4 separate regions of the Homo sapiens genome follow, and regions 1, 2 and 4 are each linked to region 3. The links are chromatin contacts, found by Hi-C or POLR2A ChIA-PET in ENCODE. All regions are on one chromosome and are shown on one strand. Each heading gives the region's core, a stretch centred on a gene start or an enhancer-like site at or near the end of the contact. The rest is flanking DNA. Distances are from core to core; before and after follow the strand shown. Region 1 overlaps EPS15L1 (epidermal growth factor receptor pathway substrate 15 like 1). Region 2 holds the start of HSH2D (hematopoietic SH2 domain containing). Region 3 overlaps MYO9B (myosin IXB). Region 4 overlaps EPS15L1 (epidermal growth factor receptor pathway substrate 15 like 1).

Evidence for each region. A loop is a pair of places that touch in the nucleus more often than their neighbours do. ChIA-PET counts read pairs that join two places held with the same protein, here RNA polymerase II (POLR2A). Pooled maps may share reads with other maps.
Region 1: a loop to region 3 is called in a map with no recorded cell type, with 10 times the contacts of the local background. The contact joins two enhancer-like sites. A Hi-C loop is called at or near these places in 3 of 37 single-sample maps with no recorded cell type and 5 of 50 pooled maps. POLR2A ChIA-PET finds 5 or more read pairs at or near these places in 2 of 52 experiments (OCI-LY7 and naive thymus-derived CD4-positive, alpha-beta T cell).
Region 2: a loop to region 3 is called in a pooled map, with 5 times the contacts of the local background. The contact joins the promoter of HSH2D here to the enhancer-like site in region 3. A Hi-C loop is called at or near these places in 4 of 50 pooled maps. POLR2A ChIA-PET finds 5 or more read pairs at or near these places in 2 of 52 experiments (GM12878 and activated CD4-positive, alpha-beta T cell).
Region 4: a pooled map shows a loop between it and region 3 (5-fold over the local background). The contact joins two enhancer-like sites. A Hi-C loop is called at or near these places in 1 of 168 maps with a recorded cell type or tissue (natural killer cell) and 6 of 50 pooled maps. POLR2A ChIA-PET finds 5 or more read pairs at or near these places in 1 of 52 experiments (activated naive CD4-positive, alpha-beta T cell).

What each region holds. Positions count from the first base shown.
Region 1 is chr19:16,448,116-16,452,047 of GRCh38, reverse strand. All of the region lies in intron 1 of EPS15L1 (epidermal growth factor receptor pathway substrate 15 like 1), which reads left to right. Among named protein-coding and RNA genes, the nearest start is that of EPS15L1, 22 kb to the left of the region's middle. Within about 2 kb of position 2,452, at least 8 of the 41 ENCODE cell types and tissues checked have a DNase peak (open chromatin) inside an H3K27ac peak, as active enhancers do; they include OCI-LY7, where a contact is called at or near this core.
Region 2 is chr19:16,141,397-16,144,934 of GRCh38, reverse strand. HSH2D (hematopoietic SH2 domain containing) reads right to left here and starts at 1,250. Exons shown (of 6, transcript NM_001382417.1): 1 at 1,161-1,250. RefSeq lists enhancers at 848-897, 908-987, 1,128-1,387, 1,468-1,627, 1,115-1,809 and 2 more.
Region 3 is chr19:17,124,196-17,127,728 of GRCh38, reverse strand. The region is part of intron 2 of MYO9B (myosin IXB); the gene reads right to left. Among named protein-coding and RNA genes, the nearest start is that of SNORA118, 34 kb to the right of the region's middle. RefSeq lists enhancers at 1,175-1,614, 1,725-2,114. Within about 2 kb of position 1,553, at least 29 of the 41 ENCODE cell types and tissues checked have a DNase peak (open chromatin) inside an H3K27ac peak, as active enhancers do; they include GM12878, OCI-LY7 and natural killer cell, where a contact is called at or near this core.
Region 4 is chr19:16,364,419-16,368,125 of GRCh38, reverse strand. All of the region lies in intron 22 of EPS15L1 (epidermal growth factor receptor pathway substrate 15 like 1), which reads left to right. Among named protein-coding and RNA genes, the nearest start is that of KLF2, 41 kb to the right of the region's middle. RefSeq lists enhancers at 1,336-1,565, 1,716-1,785. Within about 2 kb of position 1,390, at least 14 of the 41 ENCODE cell types and tissues checked have a DNase peak (open chromatin) inside an H3K27ac peak, as active enhancers do; they include natural killer cell, where a contact is called at or near this core.

The DNA.
Region 1 (3,932 bases), core at 1,203-3,702, 680 kb after region 3:
CCTGCCTCAGCCTCCAGAGTAACTGGGATTACAGGTGCACGCCACCGCACCCAGCTAATTTTTTTGTATTTTTAGTAGAGACAGGGTTTCACCATGTTGGCCAGGCTGGTCTTGAACTCCCAGCCTCAGGTAACTGCCTGCCTCGACCTCCCAAAGTGCTAGGATTACAGGTGTGAGCCACCGTGCCTGGCCTGTTTTTTTTTAATCTTAGAAATTGTAGGCCAGGCGCGGTGGCTCACGCCTGTAATCCCAGCACTCTGGCAGGCCGAGGCGGGTGGATCACGAGGTCAGGAGATCGAGACCATCCTGGCTAACATGGTGAAACCCTGTCTCTACTAAAAAATACAAAAAATTAGACGAGTGAGGTGGCGGGCACCTGTAGTCTCAGCTACTTGGGAGGCTGAGGCAGGAGAATGGCGTGAACCCGGGAGGTGGAGCTTGCAGTGAGTGGAGATCTCACCACTGCACTCCAGCCTGGGCGACAGAGCAAAACTCCATCTCAAAAAAAATAAAAAAAATAAAATAAATAAATAAAAGAAATTGTATTTCAACATGCACCTCTAACAGTTAAGACCGTTTTCCTTTACATAACCACAATGCCTTATCACACCTTACACAACTAATAATAACGCCTTTGGTATTGGTATTATCTGATAACAAGACCATATTCACATTTCCCTGATTGTCTGCAAATGTCACCTTGCATTTGGTCATTAGGTTTCCTAAGTCTTTAAAGAAAAAACAAAACTTCTCATTTTGAGATGATGGTAGACTCACTTGCAGTTGTTGGAGAGTCTGGGCGGGCGCGGTGGCTCACGCCTGTAATCCCAGCACTTTGGGAGGCCGAGGCAGGCAGATCACCTGAGGTCAGGAGTTCAAGACCAGCCTGGCCAACGTGGTGAGACCCGGTCTCTACTAAAAGTATAAAAACTAGCCGGGCACGGTGGTGGGTGCCTGTAATCCCAGCTACTCGGGAGGCTGAGGCAGGAGAATTGCTTGAACCTGGGAGGCGGAGGTTGTAGTGAGCCAAGATTGCACCACTGCCATCCAGCCTGGGCAACAGAGCGAGACTCTTGTCTCAAAAAAAAAAGAGCCTGTACCATTTATCCAGTTTCCTCTGAAGCAACATTTGCATAATGGTGGTACAGTATTGCATCTGGGATATTGATGATGATGGCTATGTTCAGGTTCTGAAGGAAGAGTCCTGGATTCTCTGGGGACCCAAATGACCACCTTGCGAGACCAGCAGAAGTTGGACATGCCCTGGCCAGGCGTGGTGGCTCACGCCTGTAATCCCAGCACTTTGGGAGGCTGAGGCGGGTGGATCACCTGAGGTCAGGAGGGCGAGACCATCCTGGCCAACATGGTGAAACCCTGTCTCTACTAAAAAATACAAAAATTTAGCCAGGTGTGTTGGCATGCATCTGTAATCCCAGCTACTTGGGAGGCTGAGGCAGGAGAATCACTTGAACCTGGGAGGCGGAGGTTGCAGTGAGCCGAGATCGCACCATTGCACTCCAGCCTGGGCAACAAAGTGAGACTCCGTCTCAAAAAAAAAAAAAAAAAAAAAGAAGATGGACATGCCTGGGGCTCACGGCCTCCGTCCAGCCCAGACAGAACTCAGGGCCTGCAGTGGGGCATGACACAGGGGTAAGGCATGCGTTCCCTGCCCTGGAGAGGAACCGAGAAGCAATAGAACCACCCCTGAGAGTTTAGACATTCAGCAAAGCAGCAAGGTGAATGACATGGACTGGGGAGGGCATCAGAGCACGGAATCAAGGTTTGAAAGCTTTTTTTTTCTTTTTTAAGAGACAGCTCTGTTGCCCAGGCTGGAGTGCAGTAGCACGATCATAGCTCACTGCAGCCTTGAACTCCTGGGCTCAGGTAATCCTTCTGCCTCAGCCTCCTGAGTAGCTGGGACCACAGGCATGTGCCACCATGCGTGGCTATTTTTTTTTTTTTGTAGAGATAGGGTCTTGTTGATAGCCAGGTACAGAACACGTCCCTCCTGTTGCCCTTTTATAGCCACACCCACTTCCCTCCCAGCCCATCTCTTCCTTATCCCCGGCAACCACCACTCTGTTCATTTCTACAATTTTATCATTTTAATGATGTTATGTGATGGAATTATTCAGTATGTAACCTTTGAGGTTTGGCCTTTGTCATTCAGCATAATTCTCTGGAGAGTCATCCAGATTATTGCATATGTGTCAGCTGTTCATTCCTTTTCATTGCTGAGTAGTATTCCATGGTGTGCTTGGACCACAGTTTGCTGAACCACTCACTTATTGGAGGACATCCGGGGTGTTACCAGTTTGGAGCAGTGACATATAAAGCTGTGGCCAACACTGCATACAGGATGTGGTATGAACATGACTCTTCATTTCTCCCGGGTAAATGCCCAGGACAGTTGCTGGTTCATGCGGTAGTTTCATGTTGTGTTTAGTTTTTTTTTGTTGTTGTTGTTTTAAGAAACTGCCAGTCTGTTTCCAGAGTCACCGTACCTTTTAACTTTCCCATCAGCAGTGTATGAGTGGCCCAGTTTGCCTGCATCCTCACCAGCATTTGATGTTGTCACTATTTGTTATTTTAGCCACTCTGATAGCGTGCAGTGGCATCTCACTGTGGTTTTAATTTGCATTCTTCTTTTTGCTAATGATGTTAAACATATTTTCATACGTTTATTTGCCATCTGCTATATTTCCTCTTTGGTAAAATGTCTTTTTGCCTTCAGATCTTTTGCCCATGTTCTTTTCTTCTTCGTGTTTTTTTGTTTGTTTGTTTGTTTGTTTGTTTGTTTTTTAAGAAATCAGATCTTGTTATGTTGCCCAGGCTGGTCTTGAACTCCTGGGATCAAGCAATCCTCCTGCTTTGGCTTCCTGAGTAGCTGGGACTACAGGTGTGCACCACGACGCCTGGCTAGTTTTTTAATTTCATGTAGAGATGGGGTCTCACTATGTTGCCCAGGCTGGTCTGGAACTCCTGGGCTCAAGCAGTCCTCCTGCTTTGGCCTCCCAAAGTGCTGGGACTACAGGTACGCACCACCATGCCTGGCTTGCCCATGTTCTAATTTGATTGTTTTCTTTTTTATGCTGTTGAATTTGAGAGCTCTCTAGTATATATTTTAGATAGTAGTCATTTGTTGGATATGTGCTTTGCAAACCTTTCTTTCTAGTCTGTAGCTTGCCTTTTCACCTTTTTATCTGGCTTTTTTTTTTGAGACGGAGTCTTGCTCTGTCACCCAGGCTAGAGTGCAGTGGCACAATCTCGGCTCACTGCAGCCTCTGCCCGCTGGGTTCAAGCAGTTCTCCTGGCTTAGCCTCCTGGGTAGCTGGGATTACAGGTGCACACCACTACACCCAGCTAATTTTTTTGTATTTTTAGCCATGTTAGCCAGGCTGGTCTTGAACTCCTGACCCCAGGTGATCCGCCTACCTTGGCCTCCCAATGTGCTGGGATTACAGGTGTGAGCCACCGCGCCCGGCCTTTCTCCCCCCCCCTTTTTTTTTAATACGGAATTTTGCTCTTATTGCCCAGGCTGGAGTGCAATGGTGCAATGGTGTGATCTCGGCTCACCTCAACCTCCATCTCCCGGGTTCAAGCGATTCTCCTGCCTCAGCCTCCCGAGTAGCTGGGATTACAGGCATGCGCCACCATGCCTGGCTAATTTTACATTTTTAGTAGAGATGGGGTTTCTCCATGTAGGTCAGACTGGTCTTGAACTCCCAAACTCTGGTGATCCTCCTGCCTCGGCCTCCCAAAGTGCTGGGATTACAGGCATGAACCACCACGCCAGGCCTTACATGGCTCTTTCACAGTGCAAACATAAAGTTTGTCTGCCAATCTTTCCTTTTGTGAATCGGGCTTTTGGTGTCAAGTCTAAGAACTCTTTGCTTTGCCCTAGATCCTGAGGATTATGTTTTACATTTGAA
Region 2 (3,538 bases), core at 1-2,500, 980 kb after region 3:
AGATCACGAGGTCAGGAGATTGAGACCATCCTGGCTAACATGGTGAAACCCCGTCTCTACTAAAAATACGAAAAATTAGCTGGGTGTGGTGGCGGGCGCCTGTAGTCTCAGCTACTTGGGAGGCTGAGGCAGGAGAATGGCGTGAACTCGGGAGGCAGAGCTTGCAGTGAGCTGAGATCGAGCCACTGCACTCCAGCCTGGGCGACAGAGCAAGACTCCGTCTCAAAAAAAAAAAAAAAAAAAAAAAAGAGCCTAGAATTCGACCCAGATGGCCTGGGTTCAAACCCTAGCTCGCCCACTTAGCCGCTGTGTGACCTCAGATAAGTCACTTAATGGCTCTCTGTCCCTGTATTTCTGTCTTTAATTTGGGAATAATGATATTTACCTAGGAAAGTTTAGCTAGCACTGTGTATATATAGAGATATATATACAATATTCATGAATCCAGTTGTGACCTATCATGGGGTAATGTTTACAGGCTTATTCTTTTTTTTTACTTGGAAGAGCTCCTATTTATCCTTCAAAACCCAGTAAAAATGTCCCCTCCTCCAGGCAGCTTTCCTGCATCTCCCCCCAGACAACACCCTGGCACCCCTCTCTGTCCCCAACGTTCCCCCCTGTTCCTCTCTCTGGTCCAGCCATGACTCCATGGAGCTAGAGTGTCTTTATCTTGCTCTGTCTCCACCAGCCTGAGGGCCTCCTAGGGATCAGGGCTTAGGGCTAGGTTCCTGTGTTGTTGTTTTTTTCTGTGTCCTGGTGCTGGCCTGGCACAGAGGAGGGTGCAAGGGTCTTTGCTGGTGAACAGCTATCTAGTGATGAAAGACCGCATGCTCAAATTCAAGCTCCTGACCCTGGCCTGGGAGCCTCCTCTACTTCCCCGCTACCCACATTCTAGACCTAAAGACATCCTTGCTCTCTCTCTCTTGCCTCTCCATACCTTTGCTCATGCTGTTGTCTTGCCAAGACCCCCTTTTCCCTAACTCCAGCTCCATTTTCCATTTGTGGTCACCACAAATACCCCCTCCTCCACGAAGCTCTCCCCCATGCCCCTAGAAAATCCCTCCTGCCACCCCAGGCCCCACTAGCCCTGTCCCTCCTTCTGGCCTAGCCCAGCCCCCACGTTCTGTCTCCTCGAGGGCTGAGGCTCTTGGGTCACATACCTGGGAGACCCTTGGATGGCCGAGGCCCTCGCTGTAGCTGTGCCAGTGCCTGCAGGAGCCTGGGTTTCGATTCAAGGTCTGCACGTCAATGGGGCGGGGCTGGCTGCCCCGAGGCAGTTCCTGTTTCCTCAAGCAGGTGAGCCCTGGGGGCGGAACAAGGACAGCTCAAGTCACCCTGTCTGCAGTCCAACAAAGCATCTGGTGCCACAGGTGCAGAGACAGCTTGCTCCTGTCTTGCCCCCAGCAAGTTGTTATTGAGCACCTACTGTGTGCCTGCTGTTTGGAGGACACAGGGGTGACACGGAGACAGGTGCAGGCCCCCTGACTCCTGGCATCTATAATCTATCAAGCAGTGAAGAGGAGTGAGACATCATTACAAAGGGAGAACGGGGAACGGGTGCGGTGGCTCACACCTGCAATCCCAGCACTTTGACAGGCTGAGGCAGGCGGATCACTTGAGGTCAGGAGTTTGAGACCAGCCTGGCAAACATGGCAAAACCCCGTCTCTATTAAAATACGAAAATCAGCCGGGTGTGGCGGCGCACGCCTGTAATCCCAGCTACTCAGGAGGCTGAGGCACAAGAATTGCTTGAACCCGGGAGGCGGAGGTTGCAGTGAGCAGAGATCGCACCATTGCACTCCAGCCTGGGCAACGGAGTGAGACTCCTTCTCAAAACAAAAACAAAAGCAACAAAGGGGGAACAGAAACTGGGCGCGGTGGCTCACGCCTGTAATCCCAGCACTTTGGGAGGCCGAGGCGGGTGGATCATTTGAGGCCAGGAGTTTGAGACCAGGCTGGCCAACATGGTAAAACCCTGTCTCTACTAAAAATACAAAAATTAGGCGTGGTGGCGGGTGCCTGTAATCCCAGCTACTCAGGAGGCTGATGCAAGAGAATCGCTTGGACCAGGGACGCAGAGGCTGCAGTGAGCCGAGATCACGCCACTGCACTTTAGCCTGGATGACAGAGGGAAATTCTGTCCCCCGCAAAACAAACAAACAAAAAAACACCAGCTGGGTGCGGTGGCTCATGCCTGTAATCCCAGCACTTTGGGAGGCCAAGGTGGGCAGATCATTTGAGGTCAGGAGTTCGCGACCAGCCTGACCAACATGGAGAAATCCCGTCTCTACTAAAACTGCAAAATTAGCCCGGCGTGGTGACACATGCCTGTAATCCCAGCTATTTGGGAGGCTGAGGCAGGAGAATCGCTTGAACCCGGGAGGTGGAGGTTGCGGTTTGCTGAGATCTCACCACTGCACTCCAGCCTGGGCAGCGAGAGTGTAACTCCGTCTCAAACAAAACAAAACCAACGAAAACCAAACAAAACAAAACAAAAAAACAAAAAACCCCAAACAAACAAAAAAATCCAAAGGGGAAACAGGAAGTGGGAACAGCAGTTGCACAAACCCACAGAGGTGACCTAACTGACGTGAAGGAAGGGGCATTTGAGGGTGAGAAGGAATCATCTTGATTTGGGGAGTGCGTAGTGCAGAAAGAGTATATTTTTTTGTAGAGATGGGGTCTTGCTATATTGCCCAGGCTGGGGGAGGGAAGAGCAGGCACAAAGGCCTTGAAACTGAATTGAGCCTGGACAGGCTGGGGTCTCATGGCACGCATAGGTCCACACCAGGACTTCCTCCATTATAAAATATTTTAAAATATTTTTATTAATTGACTAACCTATTTTAGAGACAGAGTTTCACTCTGTCACTCAGGCTGGAGTGCAGTGGTATGATCATAGCTCACTGCAGTCTTGAACTGCTGGACTCAAGTGATCCTCCTGCCTCAGGCTCCCAAGTAGCTGGGACTACAGGCACACACCACCACACCTGACTAATTAAAAAAATATTTTTTTTGGAGATGGGATCTTGCTGTGTTGCCCAGGCTGGTCTCAAACTCCTGGGGCTCAAGCGATCCGCCCACCTTGGTTCAAGTGACTCTCCTGCCTCAGCCTCCTGAGTAGCTGGGATTAGAGGTGCCCACCAACACGCCTGGCTAATGTTTGTATTTTTAGTAGAGACAAGGTTTCACTATGTTGGCCAGGCTGGTCTCAAACTCCTGACCTCAGGTGATCCACCCGCCTCAGCCTCCCAAAGTGCTGGGATTACAGGTGTGGGCCGCCGTGCCAGCTTAAAATTCTATTTTACAACTGTGTTGGCATTAAGACCGATGTGGTCCAGGCTGGATTCCTTATTGTATATTTATTATTAGGATGTTCAGTTTTTTTTCTTCTGATTTTAAATAAGCTGAAGCCCTTTGGGAAGTCCCACACAGCACTTGGGTCCTGGGTGCAGGCCCTGTGTGCCTAACAGATTGGCCAGCTCTGGCCGTGTGCTCGTACCCCAGGCAGACAAACAAAACTACTTCCTCCTCTCCT
Region 3 (3,533 bases), core at 304-2,803:
CCAGTGATCTCTACCGGGGGTCTGCAAAGTGTGGCCAGCCACCTATTACTGTACAGCCTACGTTCTAGGGACAGTTTTCACATTTTAAAAATGCTTAGGGGGCTGGGTATGGTGGCTCACACATATAATCCCAGCATTTTGGGAGGCCAAGGAGGGCGGATCACTTGAGGTCAGGAGTTCATGACCAGCCTGGCCAACATGGTGAAACTCCGTCTCTACCAAAATACAAAAGAAATTAGCCGGGTGTGGTGGTGGGCACCTGTAGTCCTAGCTACTCGGGAGGCTGAGGCAGGAGAATCGCTTGAACCTGGGAGGCGAAGGTTGCAGTGAGCCAAGATTGCGCCACTGCACTCCAGCCTGGGCGACAGGGCAAGATTCCAACTGGAAAAAAAAAATGCTTAGGGGAGAAAAAAAGTCAAAAAATTGGCCGGGCATGGTGGATCATGCCTGTAATTCCAGCACTTTGGAAGGCCGAGGGGGGTGGGTCACAAGTTTGAGACCAGCCTGGCCAACATGGTGAAACCCCATCTCTACCAAACTACAAATGAAATTAGCCGGGCGTGGTGGTGTGCACCTGTAGTCCCAGTTACTTGGGAGGCTGTGGCAGGAGAATCGCTTGAACCTGGGAGGCAAAGGTTGCAGTGATCCAAGATTGTGCCACTGCACTCCAGCCTGGGCGACAGAGTGAGACTCCATCTGAAAAAAAAAAAAAAAATGCTTAGGGGAGAAAAAATGTCAAAAGATCGGGTGGGTGTGGTGGCTCATGCCTGTAATTCCAGCACTTTGGAAGGCCGGGGGTGGGGGGTGGGGGTGGGGGTGGGGGTGGATCACAAGGTCAGGAGTTCGAGACCAGCCTGGCCAATATGGTGAAACCCCGTCTCTATTAAAAGCACAAAAATTAGCCGGGCATGGTGGTGGGCGCCTGTAGTCCCAGCTACTTGGGAGGCTGAGGCAGGAAATCGCTTGAACCCGGGAGGAGGAGGCTGCAGTGAGCTGAGATCGCACCACTGCATTCCAGCCTGGGCAACAGGGCGAGACTCCGTCTCAAAAAAAAAAAAAAAGAAAAAAAAAAGTCAAAAGATCTCTTGATGGCTGAAATTGATGTGAAATTCAATTTTCAGCAGCAGCAAATGACGTTTTCCTGGCACACAGCCACATCGGTCTGGGTCTGGCTTAAGGCTGCATTTGAGTTACAATAGCAGAGTCAAGCCATTCTGACAGAGACTGGGTGGCCCCTAGGATCTGTGTGAAATACAGACTGTCTGGTTTTCGTGAGAAAAGAGTGGCCAGGGGCCGCTGTTCTGGATCCTCTGTTAAATGGGGTTTTCCGGGGATCCCCGACATGGTTCCAGCAGGATGGGTCGGCAGGAGGTGAGTGTCACCCTGGGTGACTGGTCTCCCGAGGCCATGGTGGGGACGTGGAGGAGCAGGCCTGGGAAGCACCCAGGACAAAATGGGTCCACAGGGTCACGTGCCCAAGGAGGGCTGGGTGAGAAGAGACTCCCTGGGAGCTGGGAGCAGAGGGGGCGGAGGCCAGCAGGCAGGGCTGGAGGCGAGGAAATGAGAAGTTTAGCTGATGCTTTCAACAGAGCTCAGAGCTGTGGTGAAGGCGGGGCCGAGGGAATGAGGAGGTTAGTGGGGGCCATGTCGGGGATGATGCCAGCCAGGCACAAGGAAGACCCTGCGAAGGGGGTGGGTGTCATGGAGGTGAGGAGGCAGCTATGTGGTGCAAGACAGGACTCCCCACACCCCCAAGCCCAAGCCTGCACAGGAGGCAGCTGCAGGCTCAGTTGGCCTGCGGATGTGGGGGCAGGAAGTGGAAGAGTCACCCCAACCTCATGGCTCCCCTATTCGCAGAGGAGGAAGTGGAGGCTCTCCAGGGCCCCTAGCCTAGCTGCTGCCGGGTTCTGTTCTTTTCTGGTTGCTCAAGGGGTTTGGGGCACCCCGGCAGGCTCTCGATAGCTGGTTGCTGGTCAGATGGACGGACGGCAGGGATGTACAGAGAGCTGAGTGCTCCCAACGCCGTATGTCCCAGTTCACAAGAGACACCAACTGTCAGCCACAGACGCAGATGGCATTACAGCAAACACTGAAACGCAGCAAGGACTCCCAGGGCTAGGACGTGGCCCTTTAAGGACAGACTCCTACCATGAGCTAAAGTCTCACAGCAAACCCTACAGGGGTGGGGTAGGGGAAGCCTTAAATAACAACAAAAACCTAAGTGTGAAACAAGTTACTGAAATCTTACATATGTCACTAAATTTGGGTTTAGGTTATCACGAAACCACGTACTAGGTCACAGAAAGAATACAGAACAAACCAGGCTTTGATGGGGGAAGGTCCTGTTTGGTTCTCAAGGCTGTGAAAACATCTGAAGAATTTATCATATTTCCCCTAGGGCTCATCTTACCCTTTTTTTGGGGGGGGGGGGATGGGGTTTTACTCTGTTGCCCAGGCTAGTGTGCAGTGGCATGATCTTGGCTCACTGCAACCTCTGCCTTCCAGGCTCAAGTGATTCTCCACCCTCAGCCCTCCAAGTAGCTGGGACCACAGGCATGTGCCACCACGCCCGGCTAAGTTTTTGTATTTTTGGTAGAGATGGGGTTTCATTATGTTGCCCAGGCTGGTCTCGAACTCCTAAGCTCAACTGATCTGCCCACCTTGGTCTCCCAAAGTGCTGGGATTACAGGTGTGAGCCACCGCAGCTGGCCTCATCTTGCCCATTTGATGCCCAAATCATTCTCTTTGGGGGTTACTTTGTTCTTTTTTCTCAGCTTGAGATAGGACATGAATTCATTTACTTCCGTTCTTTCCTATTTGTGGATCTAATGGGTGTTCAGCTATGTGGTGTCCTCCTACCATCACTTTAAATATAGCCCATGGATTCTGATAACATACGGGTGTTTGTCACTGATTTTTAGAAAACCTGCAATTTTGGTCTGTTTGTACCTTTTTTTTTTTTTTTTTTTGAGACAGAGTCTCACTCTGTTGCCCAGGCTGGAGTGCAGTGGCGCGATCTCGGCTCACTGCAACCTCTGCCTCCCAGATTTGAGCAATTCTCTTGCCTCAGCCTCCTGAGTAGCTGGGATTACAGGTGCCCGGCTAATTTTTGTATTTTTAGTAGAGACGGGGTTTTGCCATGTTGGCCAGGCTGAGCTCGAACTCCTGACCTCAGGTGATCTGCCCGCCTTGGCCTCCCAAAGTGCTGGGATTACAGGCATGAGCCCCCACGCCCAGCTGTGTTTGTATCTCTTCATCTAAGAGTTGCTCAATATAAGTTTACTTTAAAAAAAAGTTCCACGAAGTTTTATTGCATTGTTAGAGTGTCACTTGTAATTGTTCTACTCTGGGAAGTTCTAAATGCTTTCTCTTTACCTGACATAGGAATGATTTTTATTTGTAGAGATGGGGTCTTGCTATGTTGCCCAGGCTGGTCCTGAACTCTTGGGCTCAAGTGATCCTCCTACCTCAGCCTCCTCAACAGCTGGGATTACAAGTGTGTACCACCACACCTGACTCTGATATAGAAATGA
Region 4 (3,707 bases), core at 141-2,640, 760 kb after region 3:
CCTTGTTTTGTATTTTTTTGTTTTCTTTTTGTTTTTGTATGTATCTCTCATCTGCAGAACTGCATTTTCCAAGTACAGCACTGAACTGAACTGTATAAACAGAACCTAGCCAGGATCAAACACACACACACACACACACACTCTCTCTCTCTCTCACTCTCATGTTTATTACTAATATTTTTATTAATCGGATTGATTGAGACCATACCTCACCTGAACCTTTTATGCTCCTCCTAAGCAAAAAATTTAAACCAAGAGAGTTTCCTTTCCAAGGTTTTTATAGCATTCACCGTTTTTATGGTTTGCAATTGTATATTTCTATTCAATTTTTTGTTTGTTTGTTGTTTTTTGGGTTTTTTTTTTTTTTTTTTTGCTTTGCACCCAGCTCTTGAGGATGCTTTTAAGCGGAGGGCTTCCTGCAAAGCAAGATAGAAAAGTCAGAACCTTGAAAAACTTTGCTGACCAAGAACGCTAGTGCAGCAGAGCCAGCCCCATCACAGCCCCGATCCCGGGTGCTAGGGGCGTGCGCAGCCTCGAGAAGAAGCTTGAGAAATAGGAGAATTAAAGAAATTTCTATCAGGGTGGAGCCGGCCACCAAGTTTTTTTTTTTTTTTTTTTTTTTTTTTTTAACAGCACATACTGTGGTAAACCATTTGGTTCATATTGTTTTTGCTAAAGTCAGTCCTGTGTGTGGTTTCGGTACACCGCTTGGGTAACTGTTGAAACTGCTGTGGTTTGAAAATAAGTTCTATTTTGTGTTTTCTTCAGTCTTGTATCCCTTGCCCCCTGTTAATGAAGTCTCCCTGCGGTAGGCAGTCAGCACACCCAAGAGGGTCTTTAATTTCATTTGTCTTTATTCACTGCCGTCTGCTGTGGTCCCCGGTAGTTCCCGCTGCAAATATCTAGGATTGATGGCATCGAACCAGGTGCCAGGATGATGCCTGGCACCTGGTTTGATGCCATCATTCCCAGATGTTTCTATACCCACTTTTTTGGGTTTTGTTTTCATGATTTCCATCCCCTTTTCTGAAATGCGCGTCAGTAAAGCTCTCTCCTTACTCATGTTTTCTGGAGCCATAAAAAAGTATAAAACCCTGGCGTGGGTGCGCGTGGCAGCTTTTGCTTCAGGGCCTGGAGGCAGATTAAAGTTACTTTGTCACGTTTGAGATAAGCTATACCTCACAAAATCGGAAAAAACGATTAAGGAGTTAGCAGAAGTGGTTACATAAAAGCAGGAACTAGACCTAGAAGGTTTGAAAAATACAGCCGCTAAAAATAAATCGCTGAGCAAAAGTGGGAAGTTTGGGCTGAGGGCCGTGGCCCTACAGTGATGCCGGGGGCTTTCTTTGCTCAAAGCGTCTGGTCATTAGCAAGGTCGAGAGCTGGACCGGGCACTCGGCTGACCTCACACGTGTCAGGTCCAAAATCTCCTCTCTTACCAAAGCACAAACACTAACAACTGAGAAAAAAACCGTTGTTGTTGTTGATGTTCCTTCTGAAAACAAGAGGCCAGCAGTTGATGTGCCCTGGTTTCATATTACCATAGTCATGATTTCTAAATAACAACGGTTTCGGCAACAGAGCAAAACCAGGCACAGGCAGTTCTTGGTGTGAACGAAGCTTTTCATCTCTCTGAACATCTCTTTGCGCATCAGAAACCTCAGCTTGAAATGGTAGCAGGCAGAATTCTTAACCGCTCCTCCCAAAAACCAATTTCTTTTTTTTAAACCCCCCAAACCAAGGGAGGAAGATCTTCATTGAAAAGAAGAAGAAAAGCAGCTCAAAAATGACTGATTTATTTGAACCTTCTGTACCGTGGCAGTCGCTCTTGGGGGCCTGGCTGGGGCGTCCTCCCTTTACACCTCCCTCCACATTCTTGCAAATCTGCCTCAGGTGATCACTCCCTGCAGGAACGGCTTCGAGAAATCAAGCAGTGTCCACCCTGGACTTGCTGCCCGTCCCAGGGGGCTACACCGTGTCCTGGGACTTTGAGCTTCTCCCCTGGAAACACTTAACTGTTTCCTCTGCTAGAATCTTGCTATTTGATCCATATCACATAGGTATTCGAGGAAAAATCAAATACCCAAGCATGCACAGTAACATTGCTGTTTCCTGCAAACCAGGAAGGGCAGATGCCTTTATTCCCTTCTCGCTCCCCAGGGTGTTGCTCCAAAGGGCCCCAGGTCCCTGGAGACCCGTGGAATCTGTAACAGGTGGCACCTGGTTCACCAGGACCTCCTGAAGCCCACTGTGTGCCGAGCCCTGGGCTGGAGGGCACCAGGGACATGGGGCAGTATTGGCTGGCATTTGTGGTATGCTGGGCCCGCTTTTCACAGAGCTGACCCTCAGCCGTGCCAGAGGCCAGTGCCACGGGAAGCAGAGTGGTGAGGGACCCTGGGGGAGGGGGGGCTTTCCCGTGGAGGGAGAAGCTGGGCAGAAGCAGGCAGGGGCTCGAGGGACTGGCTGAGGTCACTGTCCCTATCCCCTGCAAACCCACAGGCTGGGGTGCAGGACACTGTCACACTGTCCCCCAGGGTGCCCCTGCCGGTGGCTTTGGTGGCTCCCTGCTCACACTTGCTCTATCTCAGCCTAAACAGCAGACATGGATTGTCCCGCAGTTCTAGAGGCTCAAAGTCCAAGATCAAGGCGCCAGTGGGGTTGGTTTCTTCTGAGACCTCTCCTTGGCCTGGTGCATCTTCACATTGCTGTTCTGTGTGTAGATCTGTGTCCTAAGTTCTTTCAGTGAAGACAGTCATTGATCCTTTGACTTCGTTTTAACTCAGTTACCCCTTTAAATATGCTATCTTCAAGTATGGTTATATTCTAAGGCACAGGGGTTAGGACTTGAACGTATGAACAATTGTTGGGGGGACACAGCCCTTTGTTTGGATTAAGAAACAGGCTGAGGGGGGTGGCCGCCATGCCCCACACCGTCTTCCAGGGCCACTCCCAGCCCCAGGGCTTGGCTGCAGAGCTGAACACAGGCATGATGGGGAAGGGGCTGCCATTTCTTCCCTGAGAAGGCCACTGCCTGTGATGGCATTCCAGTTGGGAGTGCCTTCCAGGCAGAGGGACAAGGCATAGCCAGGAAAGAAGCCCTGGGTTTGGGGGTTCCTGGGGAAGGAGGTGCCACCTGGACAAGACTGGGGTGTCATCCCCAAGCGGGAGAAGCCCTCAAGCAGTCTGGGCAGGGTGCTGGGGCCCACCTGTGTTGAGGCCACTTTGCTGGGTGGGTTTGGCTCACAGGGAAGGGAGCCGAGCTGGTGGGCGGCCGATAGGGAGATGAGGCTTCTAGGGACGGGAGGGTGGAGGTGAGGGGCCCTCGCCCACCCTCCATCCTGCTCAGGAGCCCTAGGGAGCCCCTTCTGCTCCAGTGGACAGCCTGGGGCTCACAGGAGGCTGGGCAGGCCTCACTTGACCCCCGCCCGCCAGAGCTGCCTGCCCGTCCCTTAGGAGAGGGAACGGGGCAACTCCGGGAGACCTGGCAGCGAGGCCTTGGCTTACCATTGGCTCATGCCTGGGACCAGGAGTGGCCCTGCATGGGAGGCCGTCTCAAGGTGGGGGTGTGAGGCAGTTCCTCAAGGCCAGCGGAACCAGCCCGGGGTCTGCGGGCTGGGCCAGATCACCCTGCTCTCTGCAGCCCCGGGGAGGTCGGGGTAGGAGGAGGCCGCAGTAGAGCTGAAGGTGGGAGGGACATCTGGGGATAG